Regions from separate parts of the Homo sapiens genome. Here region 1 is linked to region 2. A link is a contact called in ENCODE Hi-C or POLR2A ChIA-PET data. All regions are on one chromosome and are shown on one strand. The core of a region is the stretch at or near the end of the contact, and the rest is flanking DNA. Distances in the headings are between cores, read along the strand shown. Region 1 overlaps LPP (LIM domain containing preferred translocation partner in lipoma). Region 2 has its middle 24 kb from the start of TPRG1.

What was found. A loop is a pair of places that touch in the nucleus more often than their neighbours do. ChIA-PET counts read pairs that join two places held with the same protein, here RNA polymerase II (POLR2A).
Region 1: a loop to region 2 is called in a map of naive thymus-derived CD4-positive, alpha-beta T cell, with 2.6 times the contacts of the local background. The contact joins two enhancer-like sites. A Hi-C loop is called at or near these places in 2 of 168 maps with a recorded cell type or tissue (PC-3 and naive thymus-derived CD4-positive, alpha-beta T cell). POLR2A ChIA-PET finds 5 or more read pairs at or near these places in 1 of 52 experiments (WTC11).

Annotation. Positions count from the first base shown.
Region 1 is chr3:188,348,263-188,352,659 of GRCh38, reverse strand. The region is part of intron 3 of LPP (LIM domain containing preferred translocation partner in lipoma); the gene reads right to left. Among named protein-coding and RNA genes, the nearest start is that of FLJ42393, 170 kb to the right of the region's middle. Within about 2 kb of position 2,944, at least 22 of the 41 ENCODE cell types and tissues checked have a DNase peak (open chromatin) inside an H3K27ac peak, as active enhancers do.
Region 2 is chr3:189,145,295-189,149,688 of GRCh38, reverse strand. It overlaps a transcript of TPRG1 not described here. Among named protein-coding and RNA genes, the nearest start is that of TPRG1, 24 kb to the left of the region's middle. Within about 2 kb of position 1,513, at least 4 of the 41 ENCODE cell types and tissues checked have a DNase peak (open chromatin) inside an H3K27ac peak, as active enhancers do.

The DNA of each region.
Region 1 (4,397 bases), core at 1,695-4,194, 800 kb after region 2:
CCAGCCTTCTCTCTATGCACTCTGTGGCCTTGAGCAAGTCACCTCCGCATAATGCGCCTCACTGTCCTCACACATCAAATGAGAGTACGGGATATTCACAAGCCCTTCTTGCTCCTAAACATTCAATGTCTGTGCCTGATCTACAGTTTCCAACCGTTTCCAAGTGGCAACTGAGGGCTCGCCAGTCACACAGCTCCCGAAGAGGCACTGACGTGACCACATCAACAGCTTCTATTGTGGGGAAGGTCAGCGACTCCTTCAGAAAATAGCTGATCTAAACAGAGCCCAAGGAGTGTCATGGCAACACCGCTCACAAGCTGCCAAAGGTGGGGAGAAAAAGCAGCCAATACGTGTGCGCAGCTGCCACATTTCAGAACAGCAATCAAACCTCGTTAATATCATCTTGCTTAATACCAAGTCCCATAGATCATAAGCTATTTTTATTGTGTATTTAACAGATTTGTGTATTGTCTTCCCTGCCAGAATCTTCACAGTCCAATACAGAAGACTCTGCCATCACAGAGCCTTAAGACCTGCGGCCACCCAAGGTTAAGTCAGGAGAAGGAGGAAGGGGAAGAAGCAAAAGTAATAGAAGAAAAATGACAAGGGGGGAGGAAATAATACACGTTGAGGTCGAGGCTAGCTAGGGAAGAGGCAGGAGTAAAATGTAGTAAGTGCAAGTAAAAGCCAATGCTACAGACACTCAAGAACGAGGCACTCAGGTTGCAGCTCTCCAAAGACTCAGATGTATGTGTGGAAAGGAGAGTAGAAGAGCTCAGTCTTCTGGTACACTCGGGTGACCACAAGTCCCCCAACGCCAATTTTGATCACAACTTCTGCTTATTTTCACAGTCTCTACAATCCATATCCCTTAGAAGAGCCATGCATGCTACTCTGCAGAGCCCTACACCCGTGTTCTAGGAGGGAAGCATCTATCCACTACCGAGTGCCTTTCAGAGCTTACAGGAAAGAGCTTCTGCTAAATGTCCTATTTAGAAACAATCTGTCTCCCTCATGGAGGAATGGGAATTCTAGCTTTTGATGACTGACCAAGCTAAACTATGTGAAAACACCTGTCACAAGGCCTGTCACATAACAGACATACAATGAATGTCTACTTCTTTCCATCTGTTTAATACAGCAGCAGCAGCACCTGTATTACCTTTATTCTTAGTGGTCTTCATAGAAACAAGGACTCCAGACAGAGCCTGTAGAGTCCTAAGAAGAGACTCAAGTGCCAACCATCTCTCCAATGCTTGGTGAGATGTGGGCACGATTTGCAGAACTGCCACTAACTATGCAGGCAAATTTAAGTAAGTCATTTCTTCCCTGGGGTGGGGGAGCTGGACTAGATAGGTTTTAACTTCCTTTCCAGTTCCGAAATTCTTTAAGCCTATAAGTCTCATATCCATCTCAGAAACAAGCAATAGGCAGAGAGAAAAACTATTGCAGAACATAGTCATTTGCTTCTCTACTGAGCACTATGTCTGGGGCCCTGTGCCAGGAGCTACAGGGAACTCAGAGAAGCAGAAAGTAATCCTTAAATTCAAAGCCTTTAAAATATGTATGAGGGATGAGATGGGGGTGGAAACATGGAAAGATGGCAATACAAAATAAAGTTTAATTATAAAACAAAGTCCATTGCTAAGACTGAATTCCAGAGCCAAAGAGCAGACAGGGATGACTTTCGTGGGAGAAGGGGTACGTGCTGGTTCCTCAGGCAGGAAAGCAAGGCCCACACAGGCAAAATGGCAAGGGGTGTATTTTATAAGAGCTGGCCCTCTGTGGTGGAAGGGTGATCAATATCTGGGATAGTTAAATCTCTTATTCGTTTTATGTCTTAGATTCCCTTAACATCCTATGTTTCATACATTAAAAACTAGAATAATAATGTCCACCCCACCTATCTTCATCATAATGCTCTGTGGACAGTAAGAAGAATATAAAATAGAGGCAGGACACCTGGGTCCCAGGCCTTGCTCCATTGCTGCTATTCTAGTGCCAGGATTTTGCTAAGTGGATAACCTGGCTGTGTGATAAGAGACTTTGTAGAATTTCAGCTAGAGTTCTTGAGGCTTCCTGAGAACTATCTTGTTCAAAGCTCATATTTTGCAGATAGAGTCTAGGGTTCACCAAAAGGAAGTGATTTCTCTCAGCTACACATGTCTGTGATTGATGCCCAGTTCTTCAGCCATGCCTGATATTTGCCTGCTTCCGAGTCCCACTGCAAGCTGGTTTTTGCCTGACAGAGACTTACTCTTCAAATCCTTGTAATATCTTATCAAAGTCCAATTAATAATCTTTCAAAGCCAGCTCTTGTCCCTAGTTCTATAAGAAACCTCCAATAGGAAAGAGTTCTCCAAATTCTGTCTCTCTCAAAGTATAATTACTGAGCTCACACATCACACCAAGTCTTGACTGGCCCTGAATCAAACTCACCTCCACAGACCCGCCAGCTCCCTCCTTCAATTTCTTAGCAAGCTACCTTGCTTGTAGGTGTTGAGTAAATGATTACTAAGTCACGTTGGTCTGAGAGCCACAGTTCGTGGACACTCAGCCAAGTATCTTCTAAAACATGCCATGTTGCCTGCCTCTGACAAGCTCAGAAGTGTGCAATCCCCAGAGCAAGCAAAATGGTTTCAGCCACCTCCAAATCCATCAAGCTTTTTACTAGACCAGCTGAACGTGCAGCAAAGGAGAAGAGGCATGAAGGAAAGGAGAGGAAGAGCAAAGGGCATGGACTGCAAATTGGATGAACAGCATGCTTGTGAGCTCAGGAGCACTGGTATTATCATTCCAGTTTTACAAGTAAGAAATTTGCAGTGCAGCAATTCAACAGCTGGCCGAGGGCCTCAGACAGAGTCCCTGATGGAGCAAACAGGTCTCAGTGCTGCCACCTTTTCGGCTACTGCTTTTACCACTGTGGTAAAATGTTGTATAGACAAAGTCTCCATACGTGCCATCCATGGGGCAGGCCCACTGAACCTATTGCAGAGGATAGGAGGCATCTGGAAAGAAAGAGCCACAGAAGCTACTTACAGCAAAGGTTTATACCGAGTTTATACTCAGCCAGTAATGTCTGAGTGAAAGCATGGCAGAAAGATTGATGAGACAGCGCTGTGTAACTCCAGAGGCAACCCCAGGCACTTATCAAATGGGAATTTTAAAAAATCCCTTTAAACACACGAGGACTCAGATGCCAGCACACGTTTTGATGGCCCCAGCCAGACAGCAAAGGCATATTGGCACCACTGTAATTTGTCCATTCACCAATATGCTTCCCAGAAAGCACCCATATGCTTTCTTTTAGCATCCATATGCTTTTTGAGCAAGGAAACTAAAATATTTCATTAGTTTTGAGTAATTAATAATTACTTATTTCACAATAGTCACCCTCATTAAAAAGCAAAAATAACTGATTAAGCTGCAGGATCCTGGCTTTCAACTCAGGCTTTTTAAATTTTTTTAAAAAAATTCTTCCCCTCTAGGAATTGAGTAATAGGGTAAAGCAGCCAGTGTGGAAATATTCACACTACAGGGAATGAACAGTTATCACCCACAACCCAGCATTCCTCTTGACTGAGACATCGTGGTTTAATGAAAAGAACATGGACTTTGGATCAGAAAGACTTAGAATCCAATCCCAGTTTGACCCCTTCTGAATAGTAACTTCTAAGGAAATGAAGGGTGTTAAAAAGATAAAGCCTGCTGGATCCCTTCAACCCAGTCTTCCATTATTCCCAAGGAGTGACTTCACAGCATCCCCGCCCCCCGGACCCCGCTATCTCAAGGCATGGTACAGCATGCCCCAAGAATGCTGGCAGCATGCCAGGCATTGTCAGCACACCACAGCAATAGCCTTGAAATAGGGCGAGGGCCGAAGTGAATGTTTCTCAAACACTAATGAGCATATGAACTACCTGGGGCTCTTGTTAAAGTAGAGATTCTCATTCAGAAGTTCTAGAGTATGATCTGAGATTTGCATTTCTAACAAGCTCCCATGTAATGCTGATGCTTCCGGTCCTCAGACCAAACTTTGAGAAGCAAGAGACTTACAACTGTCAAGATGAAGTTAGGAAATAGAATCTTGAAAAGCAGAACATCTGTGCCTGTCTCATTGGGCTGTGATAAGGATTATTAATCAGATGGGTGATAGTATTTCTGTATATTGAACAGTACACTGGTATAGTCCTGTTAAAAGGGTATGGTTTCAGCCACGCACGGTGGCTCATGCCTGTAATCCCAGCAATTTGGGAGGCTGAGGCAGGTGGATCACCTGAGGTCAGGAGTTTGAGACCAGCCTGGCCAACATGGTGAAACCTTGTCTCTACTAAAAATACAAAAAATTAGCTGGGCGTGGTGGCTCATGCCTGTAATCCCAGCTACTACAGAGGCTG
Region 2 (4,394 bases), core at 264-2,763:
TGAGTAAAGACAAGGAACAAGAGAAAGAATGAGAGGAAATGCTGTTTGGTGGGTGGAATTTGTGTTTTGCCTCTAGAAGTGTTGTTCTGAAGAGGGCAGAAGATAACCACGTTGGCTGAAACAAAACAGTCTTTGCCCATCAGGGGACCAGTCACTCTTCATCAGTTCTTAACATCTCTCCTCTGGTGGCAAATGCCATCTAGAAGCTCCATGTCTTCACAGAACAGAAAGTCCTAGAGATCTTGATAACTCAGCCACTCATCAGAAAGCTCTTGAATGCTTTCTCAGAGTGCTGTTCTTGGAATGAAAGCAACAACTTTCGTGCCCTGAGTAAGATCAAACAACTTCTCATAACTCCATCATAGATTATCTGTGCTGCACATATGCTGTAGATACTTAACATGAATTAATACATTAGACAGCATACAGTGATGCTTAACAGACACTGCAGAGATGGCTGCTTTCTATCCACCTCCCTACACGTGTCCGTTAGCAATATAAAGCTAGGGGCCAGGGACCAGGTCATATAGATTGTTTGGGAACGTTAATTTATTAATAAGATAGAGATTACCATAAATGGAATCTTGAGAACAGCGCTGAGATAGAAAAAGATCTAGAACCTACTTTATGGATACCTATGACATAGGAGGGATAGGACGAAGCTGGTGCTAACACCAGAGCAGAGATAGTCACATTAGGTCAAGCAATCGCCCACAGCAGCAGTGTCAAGCAAGAGTCTGCTGAGCCTTAGGCATTACCCAAAGGCATCCGCATGTTCCAGGAACGGGAGAAATGGGATGGTGGAAGTTCTTCGGGCTCTGAATCCCCACTTCTGCTTTGACCAGAAGAACTATGGTTTTATCCATTTCACATAGTGGGTTTCCACAGGTGATTTCAAGTAATGAGAGAGTTCCAAATGTTTGAAAAGCGTGTGTACCGACACTTGTTTTTCATATTGCTTTACCACCCAAATCTGAATCCTTTATATTCTGGCTGTATAATCTAGAGCCGATTCATTGCCTGGGTCAGGCAGTCAAGGCCTCTCATGGTCTGGCTTAAACTTTTCCCAGCCTTTTTTCTATAGCTTCTTGCCATGCTCCTTACTTACCAGCCAGGCTGAACTAACAACTCACACCATGCAATGACCCATGATGTGCCCCTTGTTTAAAATAAACTTTCTCCTCCTTTTTGCCACAGTGCGAGGCATGCTTCCAGACTCAGCTCAAAGGTGGCTTTCCCTAAACTCCCAGAGAGAGGTCCTCTGCTTTGATAACACTCGGCACCTTTTCTTAAAATAGTACTTATTCAGTTGTAACCACGTGTTGGGCATGTCCGTTTCTTCCATTAGACTGTGAGCCCTTTGCAGCCAGGAACTGTGTTTTATACGTTGCTGTTTTGCTGAAGACTAGGAGTTGCCTGGCCCCTTCTAAGTTTAGAGTAAACTTTAAACTTTCCCATTAAAACGACAGTGACCAGTAGTGCCCACCAGATGGCAGTGTGTGGACATTTTTGCTTACCAATCAGGAGGGAGCAGAAAGGTTTTATAGCAACTTGCCTTTCATCTTTGTCCTTGCAGACAAACAAATCCTACAAACACCAAGACTTTTGACTGGGCAGAATTCACATCTGTGAATCAGAACCTTAGGCAGCCTTGTATTCCCTATATGCTGCTACTTTTTGAAAACACTCCTCTCGAAGATTGAGAAAGGATTATGCTGTTTGTGTTCCAAGACAGAGAAACTTAGGTTTGAATTTTATCTTCACAAGTGCAAGGTGACCATCTTTTCAGCACTTGGGAAGAACGACCACCCACATCCACTGACTGCTGGCGTCTGCTGAAGTTCCTTAACCTCCTGCCCACCCCCATCTGCCAGACTCAAGCAACAAGCAAAAGTCAGCCACGCATTCCATGCTTGCTTTTAAAATCACTATCTCCCCTGGGTTCCACTGGACAGCACTGTGCTTTTCAGGCCGGAGACCTACAGGTCACTTTTCCCTCTCTTCCAGGATAGAACTTAGAGGTACGCCCTAGCCTCCTTACCTGTGGGCCTGGGATGGTCTCTGGAACTTCTTAGAAGCAAAGGGGCTTCCAAATGGAAGACATCCTAGTCGAAAGGAAAAACAAAAAGAAACATCCCAGTGGGTCTCCCAGACGATACAAAACATTCAAAGGCAAGAAGAGTCTCAATTTCCACTTCTTTTCTGCCTCCGACATGGCTATTTTGTAATTTCCTCTGCTCTCTAACCAAGTGTTGCGTCTGCTGGTGTAGTAGTGCTACAGGTAGAGAGCAGGGAGGGGTGGCTGCCATATCCACCTGCATCCACAATGCTCCAGGTCCTCTAAACTCATCCTACCCCTATGGATTTTCTCTTTCTCCACTGCTAGAGCAGAGGTTATATTAGAATGTGAGGCCGAAAGATTCTGGAGAGCTCAGCTTCTTTTAACTAAGCAAGTCTCTTTTAATTCACAGGGAATCTCAAGGGTCTACCCTGGAGATGGGATCACTGGATAACTCTTCCCTCCTCTTCCTTCTGTAGATAGTGTAGTGGTTAAGACTCAGGCTCTGGAGTCAAACAGACCGGGGTTCAAATCCCAGCTGTGTCACTCCCTGAATCTATGACCTTGGATGAGTTACTTAGCCTCTCCAAATCTTAAATTCTTTATCAATAAATGGAGAAAATACATGTGGACCCCAGAGGGGACGCTGTGCAGATTAAATGATAAGGCAGGAAAAGTGTTTAGTGCAGTACCTGTGTCCATATACTAAATAATAGCATTAGCATTTGCAGAAGTACTGTGGAAAAGGCACAACTCTCTAGAAATGATTCTTGGTGTTACATTCAGCCCAGCTTTGGAAACCTCTAAGAACCAAACACCTCTTCCTAAATCATGCCAAAACTCATCTTTTAAATGAGATGCATATTGCTTTCATTTAATTACTTTTTTATTTATTAGCATTTATTTAGTATGTAAACTGTGGATAGCTCAGGGTAAGCAGTGAAGATACAAGAATATATAAAACATGGTCTCTGCCCTCAAGGAACTTGTAGTGTGTTGAGGAGATGCATCCACAGCAATTATAATATGGGGGATCAGTGCTCTAACATGGGTATGTACAAGATACAACAGACAGAGTGGGAAGGCGTCTTGAGTCCCTGACACTCTGTACAGGGCATTGCAGGTCCTTGCCTTCCTGGAAAAGTCTACTCCCAACAACATTTGTTTTTTTGAGAATCCATTATGATGTCTCATACGTCTAACCTTGACACTGGCTACTCTCTTTAAATGGAATATCTGCCTGGAAAATTCCTAGTAATTGTCTAAGTCTTCCTCAGATCCCTCAGAGAGACTTACGGGCGCCTTCTCTTCCTAACTGTGACCTAACTGAAGGTGGAGGTCACATCTTTATCCTTTGGCCACCAGCATTTAACTCACTGCCCAACATGAAACTGATCTTTAGTCACGGCAATGCATAAACAAAGCTTTAATACATTCATCATGCAACCAACACTGCCTGGTTTTTCAGTACAGGGAAAACCAGCTGATGTGATGAAGGGTCTCCTGTTCCACAAGCCACACAGATCAATGATAGTAAAGCTCTGACTATTACAGAAAAAGGTTTTAATATTATCCAGATTGTCTCCCTTTTTAACTACTACCAATTTTAGCCTGGCTTTCTCTTAGAAAAATGCAAATAAAGATATGCATATTCTCTTCAATATGGCAGCCATTCATATATATGAAGATATCAGACACATATAATATCAATATAAGATTCTCCTTTGTGATTTCTCAAGCACACACAGATAATTAAGTCATCATTAACGTACTTTCTGAAGTGTCTGACATGTGTTAATCACTTCTTAGCAGCTTGAGTGTCATAAATATGGTCCTGATACCTCCAATATCATCTCCACGCATATCTTTTAAGTTCAGATTTGCTTCATTGTTTTCAGTCCTGTGTTCTAGAAGTTCTAGATCATTTTAGATATTAATTTGCTGTTATTATTAATGTTATTGCTATTAATTTATTGAAAATGTGTGCCAAGCATGATACTAGCTGTTGACACACTTCTTTTTCAATTCTCATCTGATCTGAATCACAAACAACCCTATTGCTACCTTATAGGTGATGGAACTGAACTCTTAGAAACAGTAAGTCTCTGTTCAATGTTACTTCACTGTCAAGGGGTCAGAGACAAGCTGCAAGGTTAGGCCATTCTCTCTCCAATGCCAGAACTCTTTCTCCTTACTATATTACGCCATCTCTTTGTGTTAGTCTATGGTATTTGATTTTTGTTTTAGTTTGGCATGTTTTTTTTTTTTTTAGATGGAGTCTCCCTCTGTTGCCAGGCTGGAGTGCACTGGCACGATCTCAGCTCACTGCAACCTC